5 separate regions of the Mus musculus genome follow, and regions 1, 3, 4 and 5 are each linked to region 2. A link is a loop called in an ENCODE intact Hi-C map of the cell type or tissue named here. Cell type or tissue: heart. All regions are shown on one strand. Each heading gives the region's core, and the rest is flanking DNA. Links, peaks and the distances in the headings are about the cores only. Region 1 holds the start of Nkapd1 (NKAP domain containing 1). Region 2 holds the start of 1110032A03Rik (RIKEN cDNA 1110032A03 gene). Region 3 holds the start of Sdhd (succinate dehydrogenase complex, subunit D, integral membrane protein). Region 4 holds the start of Gm39337 (a long non-coding RNA gene). Region 5 holds the start of Dlat (dihydrolipoamide S-acetyltransferase (E2 component of pyruvate dehydrogenase complex)).

The links. Hi-C counts contacts between places; a loop is a spot of excess contacts. Peaks named below come from ENCODE experiments on the same cell type or tissue, not always from the same donor. Only the 100,000 strongest peaks of a DNase experiment are listed, where the experiment ranks them.
Region 1: a loop joins it to region 2, with 3 times the contacts of the local background. A loop is called at or near these places in 7 of 42 quality-filtered maps.
Region 3: a loop joins it to region 2, with 4 times the contacts of the local background. A loop is called at or near these places in 7 of 42 quality-filtered maps.
Region 4: a loop joins it to region 2, with 4 times the contacts of the local background. A loop is called at or near these places in 15 of 42 quality-filtered maps.
Region 5: a loop joins it to region 2, with 11 times the contacts of the local background. A loop is called at or near these places in 5 of 42 quality-filtered maps.

What each region holds. Positions count from the first base shown.
Region 1 is chr9:50,614,963-50,620,796 of GRCm38, forward strand. It overlaps Nkapd1 (NKAP domain containing 1), which reads right to left and starts at 2,502. Exons shown (of 6, transcript NM_212449.2): 1 at 2,266-2,502; 2 at 521-597. The coding sequence starts at 589. Pih1d2 (PIH1 domain containing 2) reads left to right here and starts at 2,359. Exons shown (of 6, transcript NM_028300.2): 1 at 2,359-2,636; 2 at 3,484-3,687; 3 at 4,793-4,916. The coding sequence starts at 3,511. In heart, for the core only: a CTCF peak has its summit at 2,422; a DNase peak (open chromatin) is centred at 2,399; H3K4me3 peaks cover 2,089 bases; H3K27ac peaks cover 1,011 bases.
Region 2 is chr9:50,764,932-50,770,765 of GRCm38, forward strand. It overlaps 1110032A03Rik (RIKEN cDNA 1110032A03 gene), which reads right to left and starts at 3,253. Exons shown (of 4, transcript NM_023483.4): 1 at 2,927-3,253. The coding sequence starts at 2,968. Fdxacb1 (ferredoxin-fold anticodon binding domain containing 1) reads left to right here and starts at 3,307. Exons shown (of 5, transcript NM_198675.2): 1 at 3,307-3,524; 2 at 3,757-3,913; 3 at 5,179-5,382; 4 at 5,701-5,834. The coding sequence starts at 3,353. In heart, for the core only: a CTCF peak has its summit at 3,512; DNase peaks (open chromatin) are centred at 3,440 and 5,280; H3K4me3 peaks cover 1,945 bases; H3K27ac peaks cover 1,885 bases.
Region 3 is chr9:50,601,417-50,607,250 of GRCm38, forward strand. It overlaps Sdhd (succinate dehydrogenase complex, subunit D, integral membrane protein), which reads right to left and starts at 2,433. Exons shown (of 4, transcript NM_025848.3): 1 at 2,322-2,433. The coding sequence starts at 2,373. It overlaps Timm8b (translocase of inner mitochondrial membrane 8B), which reads left to right and starts at 2,485. Exons shown (of 2, transcript NM_013897.2): 1 at 2,485-2,623; 2 at 3,517-3,904. The coding sequence starts at 2,540. The coding sequence ends at 3,684. Nkapd1 (NKAP domain containing 1) reads right to left here. Exons shown (of 6, transcript NM_212449.2): 6 at 3,824-5,834. In heart, for the core only: a CTCF peak has its summit at 2,596 (motif pointing right); a DNase peak (open chromatin) is centred at 2,395; H3K4me3 peaks cover 3,251 bases; H3K27ac peaks cover 2,471 bases.
Region 4 is chr9:50,694,867-50,700,700 of GRCm38, forward strand. Dixdc1 (DIX domain containing 1) reads right to left here. Exons shown (of 20, transcript NM_001374656.1): 6 at 605-717. Gm39337 (a long non-coding RNA gene) reads left to right here and starts at 2,364. Exons shown (of 3, transcript XR_003948161.1): 1 at 2,364-2,409. Gm51674 (a long non-coding RNA gene) reads left to right here and starts at 3,005. Exons shown (of 2, transcript XR_003948160.1): 1 at 3,005-3,076. In heart, for the core only: no CTCF peak of the experiment used is centred there; DNase peaks (open chromatin) are centred at 2,965, 3,835 and 4,235; H3K4me3 peaks cover 2,368 bases; H3K27ac peaks cover 1,423 bases; H3K27me3 peaks cover 1,073 bases.
Region 5 is chr9:50,656,320-50,662,153 of GRCm38, forward strand. It overlaps Dlat (dihydrolipoamide S-acetyltransferase (E2 component of pyruvate dehydrogenase complex)), which reads right to left and starts at 3,461. Exons shown (of 14, transcript NM_145614.4): 1 at 2,872-3,461; 2 at 2,369-2,470; 3 at 1,846-1,970; 4 at 1,526-1,679. The coding sequence starts at 3,147. In heart, for the core only: no CTCF peak of the experiment used is centred there; DNase peaks (open chromatin) are centred at 3,302 and 4,292; H3K4me3 peaks cover 3,100 bases; H3K27ac peaks cover 2,279 bases.

The DNA.
Region 1 (5,834 bases), core at 247-5,246, 150 kb before region 2:
TTTATTGCTCAGAAGAGAAAGTTTATCTCCTAAGTGTCAAGAAAACAACTCTAATTTGCCACTTGCGTCTTATCTTCTATCACTGTTCCTATCTCTGACTTCCTAGAAGCAAAATGCCTTGCCCCAAGTGATGACTGATAGAGGGCAGGATGGAATGAGGCTTTGCATACAGGAGACATCATCACTCAAGTACATCACGAGCCCTTGCTCTGTTGCTCTGTATTTGTACAGAGGATTCTCAGTCAAAAGCAAGCAATGCACCTGGTAAACATTTATCCATCAACATCAAGTACCAATTCAAATATCAAAGACCATTCACTCTGTGAAATCATTCTAATTTTCCCAAGGCAGATTTCTTTATTCCTTCCTTGGTACACTAAAGCATTTTGTAAGTATCTTCATGTTACAGTACTTTCAAACTATGGTTGTTTCTTATGCACCTTTGTTAACTCCCTACATAATTCATGGTTTACTGTGTGCCCTCAGGAAATGCTGGCAGTCACTAGGCGGTACTGCCTACCTTATTGTGAGCATCTGTGTGCCGGATGACATTCCTCAAGAGGACTTTCCCCAACGGAACCCGGGACATTCTTTAATCTGAAATGAACCAATAATATGCAATAAATTTATTTTTAGTAAATTATAAAGAAACAAAGAAGTGAAGAAAGAAAAAAAAATCACTGAACTTAGAAAATCGAAGGGAAAATTTTCCTTTCACCATTATGATACCCAACTATGGTGCATGTAAGGATGAAGGGATGATGTACATTAGTCTTTAAAATTGCACAAAGCTGCTCAAAATTTGTTTTCCATGAGCACCATGTTATTCAGTCTTCACGATTCTCTGTCAAGTAGTCAAGATCCATGACGGATCAGTTCCAGGACCCTAAAGGTACTAAATCCAAGTATGGCCTGGTAAAGCATTTGCCTAGCCTAAGAGCTACCCTGGATAAAGTCCCTCGGTGACATCCATGCACACACAAAGCAATCCTAGGGCGCTCATTCCTCTTTTAGACTAGTATAATATTTGTATAGAAACTATGCTCCTGTGTATTTTAAAATAGGACTGTTTTTTTAGTCAGGTTCTTAAGTGGCCTCGGCCAGCCCTTAACTCATCTTCTTACTGCCACCACCTGCCAACAGACATGCTCTTCCAGTTAGGATGAGTGAGGGTATTTAGATTAATTATAATACTTAAAACTATGCAAATGTTATGTAAATGTTACGATGGAGATTAAAATAATGACCAAAGTGGGAAAGGTCTGTACGTGATCGATACAGATACAATATGATTCCCCAGACATTTTCGGTTGGCCTTTTAACCTATGGGGATCCCCGAGTTTGGACTCTACCCCAACTCCTCAAAATCAAATTCCTTAAAGCCGTAACCTGCCCCCAGGCTGCATGGACTCAGGCAACGGGTGTGTTAGTGTCCCGGCTAGAAATCAAATCTCAAAACTCCCCAAAATTCGCTTGCAAAGATATAAACACGAAGATTTGAAGGCATCAAACACCACGTATGTCAACAGTAAAAAAATAAACTGAATTGTAAAAAAGTTTTTAGATGACCTAAATATCTCTACTCAGGACATTTTGTTTCCTACACTGTACGGAACTTTCCAAAACCCAGAAGACAACGATATTCACATGTGTAGCTAGCAGGGGCTTGGTGCCACTGTCCCGATGCTCACTCACCCCTCGATCCTGAGGAAATCAGGCATCCTGTTAGTGTGAGACGAAGAACCACTCCATTACAAGATCTCCTCCGACCCAGGAAGCCAAGGAGTCAGGGCTGAAAGGCAGCTCTGCAGCTTCACCCGAGTCCTTCGTGAAAACGCAGCCTTCCCACCGGTTACTGTGCCCTCCTCACCCGAGGCCCAGGCTACGGCTGCCTTCCCCCAGCCGAGCCCGCCCGGCGGCTCGCTCTCGGGGACCCAGGCCAGAGGAGGCGCAGGCGCGGAAAGCGGCCTGCGGGCGGGCGGACCGGGGCATTCCCCGCTCTCGCTGGGCTGGGCCGGCGCCCGGCGGCTCGCTTTCACTCCCGGGACAGAATGGGGACACAGGGCTTGGGCACGGCCTTCCGTTGGGCCCCAGGAAGTATCTAGAGTGCCTCGGGGGGAGCTTGAGGTTTCCAAGGGGACGTGGGGGAAAGCGCCCCCATGTCTGTCAGCGGGCTCCCTGCCCCGCCGCAGCCCCGGCGCTCTCGGCGGCCTTCCCTCGCAACGCCCTCCCGACACAAACACACACACACACACACACCCATACCGTGCGCCGCAGCCTCGCGTGGCGGGGTGGGAGAAAAGGTGGCGGCTTCCTTCCGGGCCGGAAGTCGTGCTCCGGAGAAACGCTTCCCTCCCACCGGAGACTCCCACAGAGCGGGCTCGCCGGTCGCCGTGGAAGCTGACGGGTGCAGGAAGGAAGGCGGCGCTCTCCCGAGAGACAAGCGGGACGGCCTGCGGAGGAGCCAGTCCGGACCCGGAGAAGAGAACCGGAACTGGATATAGAGACACAGCTCTACTTTGCGCTCTCCGGACCCAGTTAGATGGTGTACCGGGACTGGTTACCATGGTAACCGGAGTCGCAGTTTGTCGGCAAACTGAGAGAAGACGTGCGCGTTTCCCCCACGTTTGGATTAAGTGTGTATTCGTTGTTGATTTAATCTAACTTTAATATATAATTTGAAGACTCTAAACCTCTTTTTAAAAATATTGGGAACTTTCTCTTTTGCAGAAGGAGGGTGATTGAAGGAGGGCGGAATCTTTGACTATTGCTCTCACATAATGTTCCAGCTTTAAATATTAGTGTTCTTAATCCTTATCTTTTTTTTAAAGATTCATTTATTTATTATATACAGTGTTCTGCATATATAGCTCTATGTCAGAAGAGGCGCCAGATCTCATTATAGAATTGTGAGCTACCATGTGGTTGCTGGGATTTGAACTCAGGACCTCTAAAAGAGCAGTCAGTGCTCCTAACCGCTGAGCCATCTCTCCAGCCCCCTCATCTTTATTTTGAGTATATACACTGCTTGCTCAAGGCAACATAGATGTCTGAAGTTTGCAAGAACGTAAGCATACTGGCTCCAGTGCGCCTACTTTTAACTACTATACTGTCTGTCTATGTATCTGTCTCCCCCGACCCCAGTCTCTCTACCCGTCTTTCTTTCACGCACACACACACACCCCTACCTCACAATTCCAGGTCTGGAAGGCACCAAGTCAGCCAATATCCAACTATTGGAACAAAAGTCCTTTCTGTTCCCTCTGTATTTATGAAGACCAGACGGAAGTACAGGTACAACGTAGGAATTTAGGAAGTGGTTCTACTCACAGACTGTAGGAAAGCCAAGATAAAGCAGTATGGGTGTGCAATCTTTTAGTTAAGACCCGCAGCACACTTGCAAAAGCCTTCCTCCTTCCCTGAAAGAAGAAACAGGGCAGTAAATACCTTACATGCCTTTTCTCAAGTCCTGTCTCTCTGCAGGTTCCAAAGGCCTGTCTCATCACCATCATGACGGTGTCCTCAAAGGGTCTTCTTACCCACATTTCCCAGTTCTGGAATATGCTCGATGATTTGGCTGAAAATGACCCCGAGCGCTACCGGAACTTCATTCAGCAGGAGTTGAAAGATGGCAAACAGCTCTGTGTCAACCCAGAACCTCAACTCTGCATACAGACCAAGATCCTAGTATGTAGAACTGATGCAAGGAAGGAGAGGTCTTCAGTAAAACTACTCTGGGTTAGCCAGGGGATACAGTAGCCTTTTCTAGCGCTACTTTAACACAAGAGAAGTTTACTAAAACTCTCTGAACAGAAAATGAAACCACATGGAAGATTTCACTGAAGGAGTAAAAATAAGAAATTCATACTTGGTATTTTAGAAATCCCCTAATGCAACTTTATTGTCCTGATAGGTGGAAAATAGTGCTATAATTAATTAAGGTTTTTTAAATGTATTTTATATGTGTGTGGGTTCAAGAGAGTGCATGTGCAAGGACAGAGGATGACTGGGGAGCAGGCTCTCGCCTTCGATGAGGTGAGGAAAGAATTCAGGCCATCAGCCTGGAGCCAGGTGCTCTGATCCACTGAGCCATCAAACTGGCCCAGAGGCAGTGAATGTATGTTTGTTGAGACAAGTCTCTTTAAGTAGTCCTGACTGTCTGATGCTATGTAAACCAGGCTGGCCTTGAACTCTGAGATCCTCCTGCCTCTGCATCCTGAGTGCTGGGATTAAAAGCTTCCTGGTTCTGATTTAATAAGACTCAGGCCTGGAGACATTTCCATTTCACTGTTAGTGAAATAATGAAGTGGTGCTGTGAGGTCCAGAACACGTGGAGCAGTGCTAACTTCAGCTCCTTCTCCTGTCCAGTTCCTCTGGGAGAGAACAGCAGTTGGATTTAGAATGAAGAGCCAGAAGCTTTGGGGAGATCAAGTAACAAAAAAGTGTGTCTCAGTGGTAGAATGCTTGCCTAGCATGTGAGGCTCTGAGTTGAATTTGATTCCTGGCATAGCAAAATGAGTGAATGAATGAATGAACAAGCAAACGAACGAATGAACCAAAACTTTAAGAAAAGAACTTCAAGTCAAATAATTTGCTTGGAAATTCTGCAGGATGTCAAGCAGTTTTAATATAATCACTGAGTGAGTGACAGGACCCTCTGTCGTGGGAGGTCCAGCTGTGTTATAGAGCATTGCCTAGCATGTGGGAAGGCCTGGGGAAAAAAGTGAGGACTTGCTTTCAGGATATTGTCATTAAATCTCATTTGGCAACATCAAAATTATTCACTTTCTAGAAACCAAACGAAAAAGTACTTTTTATCAACCTATGTCAATGGGAAAGGATTCCCGCTCCGCAGTCAGCCACTCGTCCTGTGCCTGTAAGTGTTGGCAGACCAGAAGACTCCGCTGAGGCATCAGGTAGAAAGAAGGAAAGAAAGCCTGTGCGAATTTTTGTTATTTTTTCCAGACAGGGTTTCTCTGTATAGCTCTGACTAGAAATCACTCTGTAGACCAGGCTGGCCTTAAACTCAGAGATCCGCCTACCTCTGCCTCCAGAGTCCGGAATTAAAAGTGTTCTGCCACCACCAACCGGCTATATGTGAATATTGAACATATTCAAAGACTAGAATTTACTTGATAGAAATATTTTAATTAAATTATTTCATCTGATGACAAATTGATATAGTAAATAATATTAGTATAATGATTCATGAAATAATAATAATTACCAACAGGTTGGTGTGCTTTGTGCACATTTAATATTATTTCTAGTCTGATCTGCTTTAACACAAATAGAAATGGCAGCATAGAATTGGGATTTTGTGTATATGTTAGAACAGGCACCTGCATCTTTAGGCCATGCCTCCCTGCTGAGCAGAGTTAGAAATCAGCCTGTGCTATGACTTGACAGCCTTCAAGTCATGATCGCCTATCTCTTCCATGTCGTCATGTACACTATACCCAAGTAAATTAGGTGGCATGAAAATTACTATCACTCCTAAAAGGTTATTTTAAAAGTCAGCTTTTTGTTGTGTTTCTCAGCTTGGTCTTCAGGGAGATTTTGCTCATGCAAATGGTCTGCAGCTGCCCTCTGCAGGACCCTTGTCCTTCCTTGTCTCTGCCGTCTCAAATCTCCCTGCAGCCAGCTTTCCCTCCCAGACTGCCTCTCAGTCTCAACCTACAAAGCCCCTCCCCGGGCTTTACAGGGAGGCTCTTGTTCCCTTTAAGGTCCCATCATGCTTAGATCTCCATATACTGCATTGTCGTTGTCTGAGGCTTTTCCTCACTCCAAAGCCCTTCCTCCTAATAAACTTTGTGTTGGCTTCCTTTCTGACC
Region 2 (5,834 bases), core at 611-5,610:
AAAACAAAGAATGTAAAAACTTATCAAAATAGTCAAAGAGCCGGAAAGTTGTTCCTTTCTACCTCTGCTTTAAAGGTCCAAGTGCTAACACAAGCACACCTTATTAACTCCACGCCTTTGTCCAAGTGTAATTTATATGGCTCTGGTTCCTCTTCAGGTGTACGTGCCCACTGCTCTCTCCTGTCAATCAGCAGTACTGGATGACTGACTATACAAATGCCACTGTCCCACATTCCTTGAAATGACAGAAACTATTTCAGCATCCCAACATTGTGTGAGCAGTTCGGTGAATGCTTTAGTGAGTTCAAAATGTAAGGGTATTGCTTGAGAGAATGAATAAAAGGTAAAAAACTGAATAACCAGATTAACACAATAAACAATGAAACTTTTTCAGGTCAGCTCGAATAAGTTAACTCTCTTTTTGCCTCACACAGAAGTTTTACTGACATTCTTCACTTTCTGTGAACATTTACATATATTTCCATCTTAAATATATATCTTATTTCTGTGAAAATTTATAACTTTATGTCATAGGTACAAGAACATGCAATATGTTATCTACTGAACACCATACTTATAAAGGACGGGCACTGTGTTTTGTTCATTGTTTTATATATCCTCTCAATCAGTAGTTACCCTCCCAATGAATAGTTCTTTGCACACAGCAGATAGTAAATATCTGTATTTTAAATTGTTGGCAAGCAATCAAAACCCCAACTTTTTGTTACTAAATAAGCCTGGTCCTTGGACTTAGGAGCAAGATGGTACCTGTATTATCGACGTGTAACTTGATGGTGAATACAGTGATTTGCTGGAACATCTCAGAGAGTAAAAGCGATTTCTATATGGCAGTTCCATGTTCGTTAATGATGTCTCCAAACCTGACCTTTCAAGTTCTCCAAACAAAGATCACCATCGACAGATGACCATGGTTTGAGAGACACAACCCAACTGCCTTTTCACAGGGAAACCCAATACTACAGCAGTGAAGGATGGGATTGTAGGTGACTGCCCTCACATCATCTACCTTTGTGAAGGTATATGCATGATGTCACCAAACAGCATGACTTGGGTATGTGGATCCAGAAAGCCCAACAGGCCTAGTGTTTAGAGGTGATACTGGCCATAGCCAGAAGGACAGACATCCACTCAGTTATCAGGGACAGAAAAATAGGGCTGGTGTTTTTTTTTTTTTTTTTTTTTTTTCTTTTTTGGTCATTTGATCAGTCAGTCACTAAGTCCTGCTGATTTCTGAATCAGTCCACTACTTTTCATCTTCACTGACAATTTCCAGTTCAGACCACTGTCTCTTTTGTCCCTTGTACTGCAGGCAGCCTTTTATCAGGTTTCCTTGTCATCAATCTTATTCATGACTAATCCTTTTTCCATAGGAAAGTGGCTTTTGAAAACAAATTATATTGTCTTCAAAGTTTAAATAGTGGTTGCTGTTTTTAGAACACCTGGATTTTTCTTTTTAAGATTATTTTATGTATATGACTACAGTGTAGCTGTCTTCAGACATATCAGAAGGAGGGCATTGGATCCCATTACAGAAGGTTGTGAGTCACCATCTGCTTCCTGGGAATTGAACTCAGGACCTCTGGAAGAAGAGTCAGTGCTCTTAACCACTGAGCCATCTCTGCAGTCTAGAACACCTGGACTTTTAAGTCCTATTTTACAAGTTAACTAGACTACCTTTGACTAAGAAAACTACAAAGTTAGCAACTGCCGCAAACAACAGGTGGTGGTACAAGTCAGCTTCCCAGAGAGTTCTCCTTTTTGAGTACAGTTTGGGGTCTGTGCTCTAACTTGCTGGGACCACTCATGGCAGTTTAGTCTATAGGTCACTTTCTCCCATATTTCTTTGCAAATTCTTGAGCATCCTTACATTTTTTTATGGTCTTTTGAGTATTCTTTAGCTAGGTCAGCCCAGGGTGGGTTCTTGAGATGGGAATCATTCATTAGTAATGAGAAATGGAATACTTGGCCTTTTTCCGAGACAGGGTCTCTCTGTGTAGCCCTGGCTGTCCTGGAATTCACTCTGTAGACCAGGCTGGCCTTGAACTTAGAAATTTACCTGCCTCTGCCTCCCAAGTACTGGGACTAAAGGTGTGTGCCACCACAGCTGGCTATACTTGGTTATTGTGGTGGCTGGTTTTCAGTTTTTAGCTAACTACTTCCAGATAGACACGCCCATCTGATCAATGTTAGAGTGCTAGATTGTCTTTTCAAACGTGATTTTGGGAGGAAAGTTGATTTTTCTGAAGGTCACCTGATCAGGATTGTCAAGGACAAAAAGCCCTTACCAAATCAATAAAGTAGCTTCATTTTTTCTCAAATGAATTCAAAGTTTTTCATTTTACATTTTGAGACCTCCTGCTGGCTGTCATTTAGTGGCTTTCTATATTCTATAATATATTTCTATATTCTCAGAATAGGGTCTAGGCTATTAAATGGTTAAAACACTCAATTTGGTCTGGCTTCCTTTTTAACTCTACAGTGTCACCTGCTAGTCCGTCTCCCGGCCAACTGTGTTCAACCAGTCAAACATAACTTTTTTTTTTTTTTAACTATGATTTTATGAACATTGTTCCTTCTGCCTTTTTAATCCTTTTTACCTAACTAAAACGAGCTCCCCTCCCCCAACTAGCTTTCAGCTCAGGCTAACTTCAGGGAATCTATGTCTCCCTTCCCCAGCTTCGTAGGGCTTCCCCTTGTGTATGCTTCATTCATAGTATCCCGAATTCCTTCACTCACGGTGGGTACACACCCCATTCTATTCGAGTTGCCTCTTCTGCTGTGTGCATTTGTCATCTGACAGCAGGCAGGCCACTTCCAGTTCATCCATACACCTAGTTGCTCTCACAGTGCTATGGAACAAGACAGGCGTTCAATGTTACTTCTTGAAAATAGGATATATAAACACCTGGAGATATGTTGAGTGGTTGAGAGAACAGGAGACAGCCATGTCAGGAGATGGTGCAGTTACAGCGTCCTGAGCCTCTGGAATACGCAGGACTCGTCTCACCCCTCAGTTAGTGACAGTTATGCTTCAAGCAAGAATGGCGAAGACGCTCAGGGCCGTCCGTGTTGGGCCGTCCGAGTACTGAAAAGAAAACGAGCCTTTGGAGGCGCACAAAGGTGAAGGGGCAAGGCCAAGAGCTCCATTTTACTTCCCCGCTCGAAGCTCCCGAGCAGTAGCTCCAAATGTTTATCCTGGTAACAAGCTGTTGATGCGTCATCACTTAGTGCCGGGTGGAGTGGGGAGGGGAGGGAGACGAGGCCCACGCGAAGGAAGTGACGTAAGAAATGTGCGCCCCGGAGAGCGCCGGCAGGTAAGCCGGAGGAGACCATGCTTCCCCGGCGCCTCCTGTTGGTCGGGGAGGGGAATTTCTCCTTCGCCGCTTCTCTGATCGACGGCCTGGATCCCAGCGTCAGTGTTACCGCTACCGGCTTCCAGCACCGGGCGGCTCTGGAGGGAGATCCGGTAGCGCTAGAGAACCTAAAGCGCCTGCGCGAACGAGGTAGCAAGTCCCAGCCCGCCCCGAGGGCCCGCCCGGAGCGTAAGGGTGTGGCTCGCGCGGGGAACTCGAGGGCGCCTCCTGGGGGCGCTCAGGCGGATGCGCGTGTGTGCTCAGGTCTGGGCTGGGCTGCATTGTTGGCAACCCAACCATGCATTGAGTGGTGGTGTTTGTCCAGGTTTACAGATCTTAAGACGTCTTTTGGTCTCTATTTCACGCCTTTAAACCTTGCCAGGTGTCGAAGTGCGTTTTGGTGTGGACTGTACCCAGCTGTCACATGCCTTGCCAGCCGACGATAGGGATTTTGATCGAATTTATTTCAACTTCCCGCACTGTGGACGAAAAGCTGGAGTAGCTAAGAACAGGGAACTGCTTGCCAAGTTTTTCCAGAGGTGAGGCAAGACGAGTCCTGGCATAGAAAATGTTTCCAGGTTCCCATAACCAAATCACTGCACACAAACTTTGTCGTTGGGGAAATAAGTTGCTAGAATACACGAGGAAAGAAGATAAAACCCAGAGAAAACCATAATCTTGTCTTAAAGATTTACGTATAACCCTAGATGTTAAAGTATAAATTACAAGGAAAAGGCAAGTTTATTTTTCAAAAATTAGTGTGTGTATGAGTGTGGCGGTCAGAGAACAACTTACAGAAGCGGGTCCTCCTTCCATCGTGTATCCAGGAGATAGAACTTTGGCTACTAGGCTTGGTGGCAAGCACCATTACCCAAATTGTGTGTGTGTGTGTGTGTGTGTTTTTAAATATGGATATGGGTGTTTTGTCGGCATGCATGTCTGTGCAACAGTTGTGTGCCTCCTTAGAGGACATTGGTTCCCCTGGGACTAGAGTACTGATTGGTGTCGCCATCATATGGGTACTGAAAATTGAACTTTTGAACAGCTAGTGCTCTTAACTGCTGAATCTTTCAGCCCACCTCAAAAAGGTTTTAAAAAATGCAAATCGTAAGAGTCAGTATAGCTTGATGACGACAAGATTGGATTTAAGAGTCACATGGCCTAGGTTCAAATCCTAGCTCGCTGCTTACCAGTTAAAACTGTCGTCAGGTGTAGCCCTTACCTGCTTCTCCTCCCACCCCAATCTATAAACTGGCTATTAATAGCAGCTTAAAGTGATTATGAATTTAAAATAGTACTTTAACATCAGTATTCCAAACTGTATTCGGCTCCACTGGGCTATAGGTGTTGAGAAACTTTTAGCAAAGGCAGTATTTTAAGTGGGAGTTGAAGTATAGATGAGTGTGTATGGTGATTATTAGAGCCAGAGCCTTGTGCATGGTGATAGTGCTCAGCCCAGCCCTGAGCTATAGAATAGGCAGAGAGCAGTAAGGAATCTTTTCATGGGAAGAAGCAACGCAAATAGTGAATTATATATAGGAGCTTTACGGATTTTGGCCTTTCTGTGGCATACAGGAAAACAATGCAAATGCCAAGCTGGTGACTAGTGCTGTTGTGGGGGCACTGGTAGACTTTTTATATGCTATAGGTTTATAGAGCACTATAGGTATAGAGTTCTATAGGTTTCATAGAGCACTGCAAATAAGATTAATTTTAATTATTTCAGAGTTACACCATGTGCATATTGTTGATTCCCTTGGTAGTTTCTGTCTCTGATACACTTCTGGTGTCTGTCCCCCTTAAGCTGTGCTGATGTCCTTGCAAAGGCAGGAGAAGTCCATGTGACACTGTGCAGAGGACAAGGTGGAACGCCTGCTGACAAGCCTCAGAGAGAGTGGCACAACAGTTGGCAAGTAGTTGCCATGGCAGCCCTGGGAGGGTTCATTTTAAGTGATGTGTGTCCCTTTAGCTGTGAGGCTGTGCCAGGATACAAGTGCACTGGGTATAGGTAAGTAAGACCATGGGCCTAAACCTTCTCCCCTTTCGTCTTTTGCATGAAGTATTAAAAAAAAAAATCAAAAGCCAGACTTTTTGTTTCCAAGATTCTAATGTAGTTTCAAAAATACTTGTTTACCAGTGGAAGCCTTCATATATATACATATATATATACGTGTATATATATATACACACACACAAACACACACACATATATGTACACATTTGTATGTATTATAAATGTATATGGATGTATATTATTTATGTGTGTATAGTTAATTTAAACTAAGATGTAAATAATATTTAAAGGAGTTATTCGTTCATTTGGCAGGAGCCAGGATAGGCCCTTTCACATAGAAGGTGCTTTGACCTATATCTTCACCCAGAGCTTACCCTTTGAGAGCTGTCAGCCCAGAACTTTCAGAGTCAGACTGGAGGACCGGTGGTTTTACTTTACAGAACCAG
Region 3 (5,834 bases), core at 539-5,538, 160 kb before region 2:
GGAGCCTTCCTTCCTGTTTCCCTTTGGATCTTGCCTCTTGGTGAAGACAGACTGATGTTCACCCAGCCACATCAGAGATTAGCCATGGGATGATAAGCAGCTAATTTAAATAGCTGTAGAAAAGTGTTCTAGTTTGCTTTCTGTTACTATGTAAATACCATGACCAAAATCAACTTAGGGGAACAAAGTGTTTACTTCAGCTTCCGATTCTAGCTCACTGTCCAGCGTTGAGGGAAACCAGGGCAAGCAATCAAGTAGAAACTGAAGTGGAAACCACAGGGGAGCGGTGCTTACTGGCCTGCTCCATGGCTCACGCTCACTAGCCTTATTATTCAGCCCGGGCACAACTGTCTACAATAGATAGTGCTACCCACAGGGGCCTGGGCCCTTCCACATCAGTCAAGAAACTCACTCACAGACATGGCCAAGGGCTAATCCACTGGAAGCGATTCTTCAGTTAAGTTCCCTCTTTCCAACTGACTAAGTTGCATCAAGTAGGCAAAAACTAGCCAACACAGTCAACAACTGCATTTACTTCCTAACACTGCTAAAAACTAGACAAAGTAAACAAAGGTTTAATGAGCTCCCAGAATGCTAACTGCATACATACACAAATAGATAATTTAATATTTTCTCTCCTGTCTTTATTTATTTATTTATTTATTTTGAAGGCATGCATGGTAGAGTTGGAGGGGTGGAAGGTGGTTATAGGGTTTCACTGTTTGCTCTGGCTGGCCTGGAACTCTCTATGCAGACCAGGCTAGCTTCTAACTCAGAGAGTTGCCTTGCTCTTTGTCCCTTGCCCCATGACCTTGAACCTTTTGACCCTCCCATTTCCAGCACCAAGCACTAGAATCACCAGCCTGTGAAAGCAGGCCTGAGCTCGTTCTAGTCTTGCTTCTGTTAAGTGTGGCCTAAGCCATCTGCCACTTCCCAACTGTTCAGCTGTGGAACTGTTTTTCATACACCTCATGTCTGTTCCAACTAGTCATGATCGAATAACTCCACGCAGCTAATTCAAGTAATAACCAATAGCCAGCCAGGTAGTTCCCTCTATAAATCACCAAATCCTACTGACACAGCTCCTTAACACTTCCTGAGACTGCCTTCTTCTCCCTTTCCCTTCCAAGCTCAGGACTTCACCTGCCTGGCTGCCGCAGCGTGCTTATCTCATCTATCTCATCTCCATGACTTGGGTCGGAACCTCCTCTATCTCCACCAAGGTCATCCATCTACTACACTGTTACTAACCTAAGTCTAGGCTGAGGCTGAGGCTTGTATAGTCTGGCAACAGGGCACACGCTCAGCAAGCATGAGATGCTGGGCTCAAAAGGGAAAGATTGTGAGGGCAGGTGGTGCACCCCAGCTACTCTGGAGGCTGAGACAGGACAAGTTCCAGGGCAGCCTAAGCAACAACAGTAACAGCAAAAATAAACCAAGATTGTAAACCTATCAAACCTTTCGATCTTACTCCCAACCTGGGCAACAGAGAGACTGTATTTTCAAAAGAGAATAAAGTAAGTCCTGTGGCTTAGTTCCATTTTGCCTTTCTAGATTACACTTTGACTTTCACAGATATTACTGTATTTGTTCCATTTTATCGCACCCTGTGCATCTTTATAGCCCCTCACTTTGGTTTTTGCTGCTCTCGGTTACTATAGGATGTAATTCCCTGCAGAGCCAAGGCAGGTTAGTCCTTTCAAAGCAAGTACCCCAAACGTTCTCTGCACTCAATAATGTCTACATAACACAACAGGTTTTGCTTTACTTTGCCTGTAGCCCCCACACAAGAAGTTCTTCGAGGGTTGAAACTGTTTAATTCGTGTTTATATACTAGCCTCTTAGGCGCCTGGTATAGGTAAAATGCCTGGTTAAAATGATTATCGAAGCCCTGAGTGAGGGTGCACGGTTTTTATGGCAGCCCTCGGGAGCAGTCACGGGGCTCCCGGCAAGCTCTAGGTTAGTCTTGTCTACATGGCTAGATCGAGGAAGACAGCACTACACAGCAAGCCACTCAGAACAAATTATCAAACGGACTCCTTCCATCCACACTCAAATAGGAGTTTGTTTTCATATTAGCCCGGGGTCACAACCACAGTGCAGAAGCGGAAAGTACGAGCTGGGGACACCAGCCAGCACGTAAACACTTGGGCCTTTAGGCTATAGCGGTCAACGTTGCGTCCGCATAGGTGGTGCCTCGAGGGCACAAGAGCAAGTTCCCTCCTCTCAAGACGTCCCACCACCCAGCGGGCGAGCTCTAACTCCTTCCTCTCCCCTGCTTCAGCCTGCAGCAAGAACCTTTGATGGCCAAGACACCTCACCTCGAGCTCCTTGGCCACTGCAGAGAACGCCCAGCTTTAAGAGAACCGCCATGTCGCTTTCGAGGGCTCAAGGTCACTCTACAACCCGGAAACAGTTATGTAGTAAGTCCCGCCCCGCGTAAAAGAACGGTGAGGCAACCTGAAGCGTGAACCGGAAGGCAGGAGACGGTGCGCTGCCACCGCGCGTGCGCACCCCAGCGAAGCGCCTGACTCCGACAATGGCCGAGCTTGGTGAAGCGGACGAAGCGGAGTTACAACGCCTGGTGGCCGCCGAACAGCAGAAGGCGCAATTCACTGCGCAGGTACGAGGATGAGGAAGGAACAGGGGAAGGAGGGTGAGGCGCAGATCCCGGGCACTCACGGAGCTCTGGACACTGCGGCACAGCGGCCCCACTCGATCCGGGCTGCGCCTCCCGCCCCAGTGATCTACAGTGCTCAGTGCCCGGGAGGCAAGCGCTGCGTGGGAGGAAAGGGTTCGAAAACAGCGGAAAGGTTTGGGCCACAGGAGCATGCGGTTATTAGCTGGTCGCTGGTCGGGAATGGCACTCGGAATCTCTGGGTTCCGACCTTGGAGCACAGGTGCCTGGAGACAAGACACCCGTCCTCACCATGAGATCTGGGTTCGTTGTTGCCCGCTGCCTCTGCATTGGATAATGTGATGATGTATTTGTAAATGGTGATCATTATTAGAGAAAGATGAGCCCTGCAGCTATCAGTGTTGACTCATTTGGTGTGGGACAGCGTATTTCCTACTAGGGTTTTAACCGTTCAATCAAGATAACCTTGGAAGTACTGATAGCTATCAAGAACCGACAGGTTAATGTCCTGACTTCCTCTGATTTAATAGTACTGCTAGTTGCTTTGAGAATTGTGAAAGTATGAATCGTTGGTTTGAAGACAGGGTTTCTCTGTTAGCCTGGCTGTCTTGCAACTCCCTCTGTAGACCAGGCTGGCCTTAACTCTGAGATCCACCTGCCTCTGACTCCCAAGTGCTGGGATTAAAGACCTGCCCCATCATCTCTCTGCAAAAGAATGAGTTCTAATGAGAATTTACTGATCTGGGGCTGTTACTGGTGACAAAGTAAAGAAAGAGTAGTCCTGAAGTGATCCTACAATATGCTATTAAATATCACAGAATGATGAACTAAGATATCTCATACCCTAATGACTAAAAAAGGTTTTTCTCTGCCCTTAGGTGCATCACTTCATGGAACTATGTTGGGATAAGTGTGTGGAGAAGCCAGGAAGTCGGCTAGACTCCCGCACTGAAAACTGCCTCTCTAGCTGTGTGGATCGCTTCATTGACACTACTCTTGCCATCACCGGTCGGTTTGCCCAGATCGTACAGAAAGGAGGGCAGTAGGCCATACCTTAGAATGACAGAAGACCAAAAGACTTGTTACCAAGCAGATTGAATGGCCAGTGGTGAAAGACCTGCCAACCTGTCAGGTTAGCGTCAGGCAGTTACAAAGTCTGTTGGTGTTAAAAAGTAACAGAGCAAATGTTCAAAAGTGAAATTTTATTTATGGGAATTCAGTAATTCCAACTTGTATCACACCAGTTAATAAATGTGAAGTCTCCAATTCTTGTTCTTCTAAATCCCAATTTAGGATTCAACATAATCATCTCTCAGGAACACTAATACATGTTCCAGAGCTGATCGTGGAAATGGGAGAGACAGGTTTTCAAAAGTAGTCCTAAACCACTGTTAAGGGGATTAGAGGAACCATCAAAGCCTTAGCCTAAGGCATGGATTAGAACAGAAACAATTTTATTGCTTATGTGACCAAGAAAAGATAGAACAGTGCGGGGTGGTGGGGCAGGGGTGTTAAATCAGGCAAAATGTGCTTTCCCTGGAGAAAAGATATGTCTGTTGTATGGGAGGAAGGTAAGGTCAAAACTCAAACTTGGAAGTGCCTTATTCTGCAGGACAATCTTCCCGAGTCTGTGCTTAGAATCAGTACATTTGTAGCACAAAACTGCATTAAGAATGCATGCCCAAAACTACTTCCAACAAAGATATCACTTGCTTCTAGAAGGTTATGAGGTAGTAACTAGACTCTCCCTCCACTAGACCCAAGGAAAAGAATATATCATGGAATATTGGCATTTGAGTACTAAAATCATTAGTGTTTCAGTACCCCAAAAGGCTCATGGAATATTGGCATTTGAGTACTAAAATCATTAGTGTTTCAGTACCCCAAAAGGCGGCACCTGCTCATAATCAAGGGATAGGGCACATCTGGCCAACCATATATTTTAAGAACAAGCATTTTATTAGAAATATGTTCCATAAAGAGCACAAATTTAGTTATTACTATAAAATGCCACTTCATGGGATGTCAGCATTATCATATTCTATTGCTGGTGTATGTCATGCTAACCATGAAGTATCTTTGTATTACACATGCAAAGAGTAAGGCCAGGGAGGTTAACCTGCTCTAGAACTCAATCAATTAGTGGCAGAACCATGGCCCACAGTCTTGAGTTTTCATGCATTCGCTCAGTACCAAAGTGACAACCTCAAAAACAAAAACCCTGATAAATGTCACTTTATCTTTCCTCTTAATGAAAAGCCAACTGTTCTACCAGCCACTTTCCAGTGGTATTTTGGTTTCTTTTAATATCAGGATCACAGTATATAGCAGGGGGAAATAATATGTTCTTGATAATCAAAACACAAAGTCAGACTGGGAAGTGGGTATGTCCCTGAGAAGTGTGTTTCATTTTGGAATTGATTCAACTGGTTTCAGGGAAAATCTAAAATCCATTAATAGAATTAGAAATGAACAAGGAAAACAACAGGACTGGGGGTATGGCTCAATGGTAGAGCACTTGCCTAGTATATGCAAGGCCTTCGGTTCAATCCCCAACTCAGCAAAAATAATAATAATAATAATAATAATAATAAAATTTTTTTAAAAAACAGACATTTAGATGGCTGATGCCCTGAATCTCTTTGAAAGCATCATGGCAACATAACTACTTCCTAATTCTTTCCATTTGATAGATAGGACAACCAAACAATTTCAAATACAAGCCCATTTAGGCAGTATACAGCAATGGAACTAGAAAAACATTTACTATCCAGTTACTGTTATGTTTGGGTTATGCTAAATGTAGCTGTAGACCCTGGCCAGCAGGGAGATTAGGCTGAAAACCCTAGGTTCCTTAGCAGTCATCTGTAGAGATTACCATGAAGGGAAAAGGTTTGTTCTTTTAACTATTTCCTCGCTCAGTAAACTGGATGCCTATAGGGCCCAACTGCAGAAGAACCAAAGCACCAAAGCTGAAGGCAGCATGCCTCCTGTATGAATAGCACGGTCTCCTTGTCAAACCATTCTATTTAGCACTACTTCAGTCTTCCTCCTCCATCCTGGACTCTTGATTCCATCAAATCCAACATTGCAATTGGTGTGCCCAGGTCATTACTGAGTTCAGCTTTCTGGGTTCTTTAATTTGCTGTATAGGTATTCTACCCTAAGTGATTAATTGAAAAAAATAATTTTTTCA
Region 4 (5,834 bases), core at 251-5,250, 70 kb before region 2:
AGCAGTATCCAATAAACACTCCCTCCTCTCTCTTCGTAGCCTTAAGAGTTTGACTCTGTGGGTGACTCTTGGGCCTTTGAGACAGGGTCTCACAGTGTAGCCCAGGTTGGCTTGGAACTCACTAGGTAGTTTAGATGGCCCCAAATTTGTGACCCACCAGTCTCCATCTCCTGAGTACTGAGAGTACAGATGTGCACCCCTGTTCTCTGTTGCATGTTTATGGACATTTTGGTTCAAACTATGTACTTCTGGCACCAACCTAAATCAGCAAAGCACCAAAATTATCTTCACAGAATGGGAATAATAACTATTTACCCGAACACAGCTTCTGACTGCCCCAATGCCATTTATCTAATTCACAGGCAGTCAGCTAAGGGAGGGCTTCTCGAGGCTGGTGTGAGATTTTTCTGACAGACCAATACCAGGACTGACATTCTGTAAGAAGATAACTACATTAATTGGCTCAAAGGCATTAGAGCTCTCTAGAGCTGACCCTCTATGCACAGACAGTGAAGGCAGACATGGCCAGGAAGCTTAGCAGTCAGAAGCACTAAAGACTTCAGGCTTTAACAGGCTCCCCTGAAACAACCCAGGCCGGCAGTACCTGTTCTGTTCTCTATTCCTTCAGAGGGAATGATCACGAAATCGGCCTTTTCCTCTGCCTGGGTTATAATGGATTCGCTCTTAGCACTGTGGATTGGACTGGGTGAAGTCAGACTGCGATCAAACAAAAGAGAAGAGAAGCAATCATTATGAGCAGGTATAGAAGACAGTTTTCACAGTTCATCTCAGAGGTATCTAATTTACACCATGCCTAACAGGATACATAGCTCACAATTAGAACAAATGAAATAAATGTTGAATGAATAAATGAAAAAAAAAACACTAGTCCTTGGGAGTATTTTTGTTTTTCATGTTATTTAAAGATTTTATTTTTAATTATATATATGTGAGTATGTCTGTGTGTCGGGGTGGGGTGTGTGCACATGAATACAGGTGGCAGGTGTGGGATGTGTATATATGTGCAATGTGTGGGGTGTGTGCAGTGTTAGGGGGGTGTGCATGTGAATACAGGTGCCTGTAGAAACCAGAAAGGTGTTGAGTTCCCTGGACCTGGAGTTTCAGAAGTTGTGAGCCGTTCTAGATGGGTATTAGGAACTGACACTGGGGCCTCTAGAAAAGCAAGAAGCACTCTTTACCACTGAGCCATGTCTCTTACACCCTAAGGAGCCTTTTCTATGATAAGGCTGCCTTTAAGCATACTTGATTAAAATGAGAGCTACCAGAATAGGCAATAAATCATCTTTTAAGAATTTTGTGTATCCGCCATTATCATTTCATAGGCCCACATTCAGAGGGTTCCATCAGCTTTTGGAGCTGGATCAAAATCATATTTCCAATAATCTGAGTCTCTTACAAGCAACCAGAGACCATCTCTAAGCTAACCCCAGGAGGAGTCACTAGTCACTACAGGAGACGGACTTGGGGCAGAGACTGCTGGGGTGGATGCAATGCCGGGATGGGGGGAGGGCAGGGATTCATCCACAGGTGAACCAGAACAGAAGAGTGCAGGCTGGAGAGACAGCTTACTGCACAAGAGCACCTACTGCTCTTGCAGAGGACCCAGGTTCAAGTCCCAGCACCAACACAGTGGCTCAAAACCATCTGTGACTCCAGTTCCAGGGGATGTGACATCCTCTTCTGACCTCCACAGGCACCAGGCACACATGTGGTGCACAGGCGTAGAACGTGGGCAAAACAATCATACGCATAAAAACAACCCCTTTCTTTAAAATAGGAGGGGTCACAGGGTGAATGAAGAAAACTCTGCTCGTGGCAGCTGAATGGAAGGAAGCTCACGTGATTAGCTTTGACTGAAGAATTATCATCATCTTTGCCTCAGTTTCATAGTTTCAAATCATCTTGAGACACCACCTTTCAATACTTCCTCTTCTGATGTACCTTTGGGAGGAACTGTTGAGCTTTTTCCGGGAAGCAGTTTTAACTCTTCCCATGGACAAGACAAGATGGGAACATGAGGCTGATTATCTAAGGGATCCAGGGGTCAGGGGAGCCCTTTCTCCTCACACTACACTATGAGAACATCAGCTCTCACACAATCTCAGGGGCTGTGGAGTCTATGGCTCTGCCCCCCCTCTTAGGAATTCTTTCCGAATCCATCACCCAGACAACAGTCAAGTGTCTAAGACTCACTGACCCCCTTAATGTGCCCCTGACGTCTCGCACACAGGCTAATCCTCACAACCACAAGCAGGAGTTAACATTTCCTCTTCCCAGAAACCGGAGAAAAACTAAAGACAAGTGCAGTGGAAGGAGCCAGACTTCAGCATTTGTGGACCAGTGTCTCGCCGGTCTCCACTGCTGACCAGCTTTAGTGGAGATGTCCCGGTTGGTACTCTGCTCTCTTCTTTCTTAAAACATTTAAGAAAAAATTTAAAGCTTCACATCATTGCAGATCAAAGTAAGCGGCTTTATCTAAATATCTGTAGGTGCATAGATCAAACCGGTGAGACCAGCAAGGGTGGTCAGCAAGTAGTGTTCAGAAATGTTGACTGTTTTCTGTAAATCTCTTATCTATTTCCACTATTTAGGCAATCTGACCTCTAGGCTAACATGAATTCACAGCCAAAAAGCTGTAAAGGGGCTGTGTCCTTGATAAAGAGAGATTTATGAGTGCCTAGGCCCCAGCATTTACCACTTACAAAACTGGGAATCCAGGCGCACAAAGCCTTTGTCAGCTGCTCCTCTTCCTCAGCTGACAAGGTGCTAGGCTAACAAGCCCCACTGCCTGCACCTGGCTGGACCGCAGGAGGGATATGCGAGACAAACCGGAGGGAGGGCGTAGTGGGGATCTAGGATGCTGAGAAACGGTTTTCCTAAAAGCACAGACGCATGCTCAGTTCCACCTCTCCTCTCCAAGAGCGTTGCCTCCCATATAAGGGCAGAAGGAGGCGGGCGTCTGGATACCCAACCCCACCGGGGGAGTGGCGGAGCAGCCAAAGGAAAACAACATTTCTTTTTCTTGAAATGAGACTGCCAGGGTAAGGCCACGGAGGTAAGACTAGGAAACTAGATGGCCAAGATCAAGGACCTCGGAGGGAGGAAAACCCTGAGGTGTGTGTCAGAGCAGAAGCACCATCCTAGAAAAGGAAGGAGCTTTTAATCTTCTGCCTCAGGTCTGGGGAAGGAATCTTCATGCTAATTAATTGTAAGACCTGGACTCCTCCCTAACTCGTTTAAAAGTCCTACTTGACAAACAAGTAATTTCTATTTACCATCATAATCCTCCCTGAGAACTATAATATATACTATATATACATTTCTTGATCTACTATCTCACCAATATTAATTTGTTAAACCAGCAAACCCCAACAAAGATATTGCTAAATTAGACTTACATAAATTTTTTAAATGGGTAATAGACGAAATCAAAGGGTCCAGTCGCCCCTCTAAGTGCTTCCATTAGCAGACACACAGACTGAATCTGTGTGTGGAGTCGGCTCAAATTCCTAAAATCACTCTATTTTGTAGCGCTAATCCCACACCAGCAGCCTGTTCTCACAAAATAGCGCCCCCAATCATCTCTTGTCGGGGACCAACCACGACCCTCTGTCCTGGCCCAGCTTCCCCTCATTTCCCCACCTCAAGAGCCAAAGTGGCTTCAGCTCACCATTTGACTTGTGTCCCTCCCATGGTCCCCTCCTGGCTCTGGCTTCAGCAAGCCTGCTTCCCTGGGTGAGGTGGGAGGCTGAGCGTCACATCACTCCTAAATTCTGGCATGTCCCCCCCGCACTGGGGCTCGAAGAACGGTTCCAGAGATCAGCCAGCCAGCGGAACGGTTCGCCCAGGTCTCCGAAGAAAGTAGGAAAGGCAGGGGTAGGCGTCCTGGTCCAAGGGACCGGGATGCTCCCTTAGGGTGAAGCGTACTGTCCCGGTAGCTCAGACACCGCAGCAGCGGAGCCCCAGCGGAAGCCGCCTCCCATCGCCGGCGGCCGGTCGCTGGCAGCGGCATCTCGGTCCTTGCTGTCGCGCGGCTCCGAGCATCCCCCCGGACAGCCGCATCTTTAACCTATCTCCCTCGGGGCAAGAGGCTCCGGTAGCTCCCGCTGAGCGTCGAGTGGAGTCCGGTGTGCGGTGCTCCCGCTCGGCGCCGCCTCCCGATCCCTCCCTGCACCCCCCCCCTCCTCCCCCTCCCAGGCTGTCACACGCGGCCAGGCAGCGCTGGGCTTCGACCCAAGCGCTGCCGACAGCTCTGGGCAGAGAGGTAAGGGTGCTGGCTGAGGCTGAGGCCAGGGGCGCGGTCCGGACCTGGCGGGGCTGAGGGCGATGGGAGCTCGGGAAGCGGCGGGGGATGGGCGGCGCGGTGCAAAACCTCGTGGATCTGACAGTCCTGGTGCGGAGAAGCTCAGCAGCGTAGACGTTGCTGTTCCTCTCTGACACCCCCCCCCCCTCCTTAAACGCGCGGTTTCAAGACTGACCTAACCTGGAGAACTCAGCCCCGCTCTCCAAGGATTGGGAGATGCTGGCAGGATGGAGACTAGAGCTCCCCCAACCTCCAACAAACCTACAGAACCCCGGCCTGTCTGCGGCTCCCACCTTCCTTCCCCTCTAGCGGTTCCTGTGCTGCCCCCCCCCGCCCCCGCCAACACACTATCAACAACACCCCCCCCCCCACACACACACACACACTAAAGGATTGTTCTGCTTGAATACAGTGAGAGGCTGGCCTGTTTACTGGAGCAACAGGAGGATTGAGCTTTGCCATCCCTGAGAAGCAGCAGGGGAGGGTGTCCTGAGACACTACAGGATGTCTATACCATATATTCACAGCTACACTCCACCCAAACCTGCAACATCGCCAGGATTCCTGTTTTTTAGGGGTCACGGGGCCAGTATGTGGTGATGGAAGTGGGCAAATGGCAGAACCTGCTAGAAGCTCTTCTTTTCTTGAGGAATCAGTAAAGAAATAGGCAGAGTGCTGGCTCTATACCACAGAACACGGCAAAATCAGGAAAGAGGAAAACAGGGAAAGGTACTCTGTTTTAACACATCTATGAACTGTTGCCATTGACCCAACACAGCCTATGTCTGGTGGGTCCCTCACACTGATCTCTCAGCTCCAGCTACAATCTGAGTCCTGCCTAGAGCAAGGAAGCAGTCACCCCTAGGAGACTCAGACTCTAATTCATAGGCACACTCAGGCTCAGGACAGCCAAAGGCCAGCAGACATGCAGGAAGCAATAGACCTTTATACAACAAAACTGCCTTTGATTCTGTACTGACATAGACAGTCACAGCCACAAGCAAAAGAGCAACGGTTAAAGAGTCTCATTAAAAGCACACCTACTGCTTCATGGTAGAGTTTCTTTGAGGGCTGGTCAAAATGCCCTCTACCTGGATAGAGACGGGCTTTACACAAAATTATGGAGGCACTACACTGAACATTGATGTGCTTAAAGGTGAATTGTATGTTGTAAATCCATTTCAGAAATAAAAACTACACCCATTATATGTAAACATTTTAAAGTTGAGCTGGGCTAGCAGTATGTTGAGATGATGGAAAGAGTTCCGCAGGACCTCAATATATCAGCAAACCATCTGTCAAACAGGACAGGACTGTATGAGCGGAAAAAAAGCAGAAGGAAATAAAAAAGATGGAAAAGACACGTAAGGCACAAGGAGACTTAAATAGATCAGAGCGTGCTGGATTGGAGTAGGAGGGAAAAGATCATCAGAGGATGCGTTAAATACAACCCAGCAACAAAACCAAGTCAGCAAGTGGGCCAGGGATGTGTTTATAGGGGCACAGTCTC
Region 5 (5,834 bases), core at 480-5,479, 110 kb before region 2:
CCCTGGCTATCCTGGAACTCAATTTGTAGACTGAGCTGGCCTCTAACTCAGAGACCTGCATGCCCCTGCTTCCAGAGTGCTGGGATTAAAGGTGTGTGCCACCATGTCTGCAAGACTTAGAAACTCTTTAAAAATTATTTCTTGTTCAGAATTTCTTTTCTTTGTTGCACAATCACCAGTAAAGTATGAATGTGTATGTTTGAGTGTGCATGGGGGGGGGCAGTAGAAAGAGAAATACACTCATTTATTTATCTTTACCATCTCAAAGGATTCTTAGGACCCAATTCTAACACTTAAACACAGAGCAGGATAAAATGGAGAAAAGAGGTCTTATGTAACAAAATAAGGTTGCTGAACTGAAAGAAATCATCATGAAAGCTAAAGACCAGGAAAAATTTCATCATAAGGAATTGTTACCAATAGACTTGGAACGTGATTTCCAGAGAAGAAACTGACTCACCCAGAAAACTTCTTATAAAGTTAAGGAAAGGCCAAATCTTAATCCTTTAGATTTTACTTACTTCCAACATCAAGACCACAGAAAGATAAACAAAGGAAAACTCTAAGATCTAATACTGTGATTAAGTGCACAGGCTTTTGGCGTCTGGGTATGATTTTCTTTGGCTCTTTTTCCCCTGTTTGTTTGGCCCTATTCTAGTTTTGTTTTTTGTTTTTTTTTTAGATGTCTAATAAGAAGAAGGAAAGGGCATGGGTAGGTAGGGAAGCAGGGAGGACCTGGGGTGGGAAGCTGTAATTAGATTGTGTTTAGGAAGAAAAAGCACAAGATGGTTTCCTAGAGCTGATCTAGGTTGGTGGTAATCACATTTATGGCCAACAGCACTGTTAGAATGTTATCCTGTAGACTTATTCCATACTGCTCATTCTTTTTAAATGATTTATTTATATTTTATATGCGTTGGTGTTTTCCCTGTATGCATGTCTTTGTGAGGGTGCTGGGTCCCCTGGAACTGGACTTACAGACAGTGGTGAGCTGCCACGTGGTTGCAGGGAATCAAACCTGAGACCTCTACAAGAGCAGTCAGTGCTCTTACCACTGAGCCAGCTCTCCATCACCATCATACTTATTCTTTATTGTTATTTTTTCACTAATGACTATTACTGGAATACTTCATCTATGCTTAGAAGTAGCCCACTCTAAACCAAAGGAAAACTTCATCTGGGGACTTTCATTCAGCAAATAGCACCTGTTCTCTACTTAAATTCTACTTGCATAGGGGAAAAAGTCATTTCCGAAACCTTTCACATCGTTTGTGAAAGAGAAAAGCCAAGCATTATCCTGTATCCTGGGCTAAAGCCGAGAAAGGTTAAAGAAACTGTCCAGGCTCACACACTTAGAAACAACAAGAATAATTTTCACAGCTAAAATCTCTCAATACGGCTGAATGACAGGCACTTATAGTTAATGACACGTTTTCAGAGTACAATAGCCACCCATAGAGAAAAATGACAATAAAATAATTAATAACAAGTCACCAGGAGCCGGCACTCAGAGGCTGAGTCTTACCTGCATATGAGTAGGATAGGAGCTACCGGGAGCGCTTGCAGAAGGTGCCGCTGGGGCAGCAGCTGGAGCTGGGGCTGCAGCTGGGGCTGCCTGTGGGGCAGCTGCCGCCGCCAAATCCAATGTATAATTTTTAAAGGCCTCAATATCCTGAGGCCTGAAGAAAAAGAATACATAAATATAGAATTTATAAAGCAAATCCAATCCCTAACCTCCCAGCGAGTCCTCACATGTCTTTAACTTCCAATCTGAGTTGAAATGCTTTAAAAGCAACAAATGTTCACAAATTACAAAGATTTTTTTTTCTTTTTGTTTTTACTCACTTTTCAACTGTGATACAGATGATGGACCCAACTGGAACATCTCTGGTCCCTTCAGGAACAAGGATCTTGGCCATATAGCACTCCTCCAGGCTCTCAAACCCAACAGTGGCTTTATCAGTTTCAACCTGTTAGCACAAAAGCACTGGCTTAGGTTTGTACTGCCAAGAGGCAGTTAACTGGAATGTGTCTAGAAATCCATACGAAGATAAAACCCACTACCACAGACTTGAAAGAACGGTTTAAAAACATTTTGGGTAGAAGCTAGGCATTGCTAACATTGTAACATTGGGGGTGGGGGGGGATATCTCTGAGCATTGCAGGCCAGCCAGAGTTACACCGTGATCTCAAAAACAATTTAGCTAGCTGCTGACAACGTAGCTAACCAATCATCTCTAATAAATGGGGAGGTGGGAGGGGAGCTGCTTCTTAAAGAGAAAGAGGAAACTACCTACCAGAAGGCTAAGCTTTAGTCTATTCAGCAAAGCCACTCCCTTAGGTAAAATCTGCGTGTTTTAAGACTTACCTCTGCAATTAGATCACCCTCACTGATTTTTTCCCCTTCTTTTTTTTCCCAGCGGGCTATGGTGCCTGCCTGCATTGTAGGGGAAAGGGAAGGTAATGGAACCTGCAGAAAAAGAAGCATACATTTAAACAGGCATACTTAGCCCTCGGCGTGCTTTCATTCCACCCAAGTTCATGCAGAGTATTTACTGAGTCACATTTCAAACTGTTCACTGGAGATACAAAGGGAGATCTAGCACTCCAGAAATTCATGACTTTCAGAGGCAGGTTGATCCTCCAGTCAGTCTAGTGGATCTGAGAAAGCACGTGAGACTTCTCAGACCTTTTGCCCATAGCCGCAGGCTTAGACCTCTTTCAATAGAAAAGATGCCCACTGGGAAGGTCTTGGGCGAGGGACCGTAATAGATCTGGGAGGGAGCTGGCTGTCGGAGGCCTCTCAAGGAGGATTCCCCACGCCAAGGAGCGGGCTCTGAAGGACAACAGGCTCCAGGGTGGGTCACTCACCTTCTGATGCGGAGGGAGGCTGTAAGAGCGGCGGCTGGGCGACCCCAGGAGTTGTCGCAGCAAGCGGTTACGCGGGACAGTGCCGGAGCCGGAGCTCCAGCCGCACAAGGAGCGGACCCCATAGCGGGGGATCCCACTACCGCAACGGACCGCAGCGGGGCCAATCCGCGGGCTCCCGCATGGGGCCCCGGGGCCTTCCTTCAAGGCCGCCCACCGAGCCCTGAACCCATCCCTGGGCACAGCACTCCGCGCCCTCCGCGCACAGACGCGCCACATTACTGCCACCGACCCCCACGCCCCAAAGGCTCCGCCGTCTCCGGAGTGACCTCTCCAAGAGCAGCGCGGCTCTGCCGTCAGCCGCGCACTGCGGTCGCGCAGTGTCGTAAAAGCGGCTGCTTGGACGGGCGACCGGAACGTAGGGTTTCCGTGCCCCTCTGCGGGGGGGACGCGTCGGAGACACCCGAGAGGGACGGGAGGCTGCCGCTTAGGATCTGCGGTGACGAAGGCGCTGCGAGGCAGTGCGGGGGCGGTGCACGTTTGGGAGAAACGGGAAAGGCCCTAGGAGAGGTGTCGCAGAGGATGGGAAGTACGGACCAGGGCCGCTCTAAGGGACCCGAGAGTCGGACCGGCTGCAGCCTGAGGGCAGGGAGGCGGTGCCAAAGGGAACGACCGCCTTTGCTTTAAGAAAAAGCTGGGGAAAAGAGCCCGGGCTGACAGTAATGCAAAGCTTTAGGTCGATGGGTGCGGGCGCACCTTGGAAAGTTGGAGAAAGGAAAGGCCCTCGAGTGACGGGGGATCAGGGGGTGACCCTTGGCTGCAGAGCCCGCCCCGTGCAGGCTGTCCTAGGTCCCTAACCCACCGGAAACGGGAGCAGCAGGGTTTTCAGCCAAATGATGTGAAGGGCAGCCAAGAGAAAGGTACATTTTCACATTTCCAGTTAGTCACAGAAGACTAATTATATTTCCTCTATAAAGATACTTGTTTGTAAAAAGCAGTTTTATTACCCCCAGATTTCCACCGTATCCTCTTAAATAGCGAAAATATTTTAACACACACACATTCCTTTAATTATAGCATTACGGAGACAGAGGCAGGTGGAACCCTAGATTCCAGGACAGCCTGGTTTAATGCTGTTCATTGCCAGGCCAGCTTGGGCTACATACTGAGATTCTTTTTTTTTTTTTTTTTAAAGAAAGGTTTAAGATACAACTTTGCGAAAGTCGTTGTCGTGCTGTCCCGCAGTTCTGTGAATTCAATAGGAAAACAACAACAGAAACCTTTCTTAAACTATGGAGTAACAATGTGGGGTCAAAAGAAAAAAAATGGCAACAGTGAAAAGCTGCCGAACCCAGCCGCGCCAACCTAGGTTGTTTCTCACTACTGCTGCCTACACTGAATCCTACCGCGTCGCTGCAGCTGTGGCTGTGAGGACACCCGTGCCCTTTGTACTGCCATGCCCTCGGTGTCACACGAGGCCAGCCAACACTGCCTGAAACACCTTGGCACAGATTCCCCGTGTATGGTGTGATTCGCACTGGTTTTACTGTACAAAGTGTTCTGCTCTCACGTGAGCATAATGATTTAATTGCAGAAAGACATTTCCCACAGTTATCCCTTCTATATAAACATTATAGTAGTATAATCTTTAGGTTGAATTGTTATGAGTATTTGGATTTTAAAATTGCCGTGGCTGATTTGAATTTCATAGAAAATCAATCAGTGAATTTTGGTTTGAGATTAGGACTAAATTTTCCAGTAAATGTCTCCCTAGATTTTCCTATTCTATGTATATATATAATATATATATATATATATATATATATATATATATATATATATATATATTAAATTATGACATTATTTTCTGTGTATATGCTAACCAACTCCATCTCTCCAGACCAACACTGAGCTATCTTGCCAGCTCATATGGTACATATTTATCTGAAGCAGCATCCTCAATATTGACAACTATAAATCAACTCTATGTATTGTAGTAACTATTTAAGCGATTTTTTTTTAGACTGACAGCACAGTTCACACGGGTATCTCATTTATAGGACTAAACTATGTGTCCATCCTAAAAGAATGTCTATTGAAAATGGGTATAGACACAATGTAATTTTTTTTCAGTCACAAATAATGGGGTTTGTCATTCACAAAATGGATGCAACTTAATTAAGCAAATTAACTCGGTCTCAGATAAATATTGTATATTTTCCCTCATTTTCTATCCTAGTGTCACTGAGCAGCATCAACACTTGGTGACGTCACCTTTGTATGCTGTGCAGTCACGAACAGACCTTCTGATGCGGTACACACATCAGATTAAAAAAAAAACAAAACTTACTAATGTGTGAGGCAGATGAAGATCTTATGTGCTGTTTCTCCTTGTCTTCTGAATTAGTATAGCAGTAATCCTGCTGAGTGCTTGACTTTCAGTTATTGAGTAATGATTTATGTGCAACATTTATGCAATATGTATCCATTGGATGGGTTATGTAATTAGCCTTATCATTCCTGAACTGAAAGTGACATTAAATTAGGAGGAAGCGTGCTCTGAATGTCTACCAATTCCTCAGTGTACAGATGGTCAGAGAATACCAAGAACACAAGAAGAAATTGGGAGGACAAAAAGTTACAACTGATAGCCAGTATGGTGTACATGACTGTTGTTCTGTTGTTCAAGCACCAGATGGCCACTTTGGGGCTAGCCTGGGCTACCTACATGTACTCTATCTTAAAAAAAAAAAAATCTTAAAATTCTTAGCCCTTGAAAGGCAGAGGCAGATGGATCTCTGTTGAGTTCCAGGCCAGCTAGGTCTACATGGTAAGACCCTGTCTCAAACATAAAGCTGGAAATACATATTCAGAAACCAAATGAAAGAAAACACTCGGAGCTAAAAGTTGAAATATATCAAGCATTGAAATTGGTAACATTAAGTGATAAATGAGGCTGCTTGAAT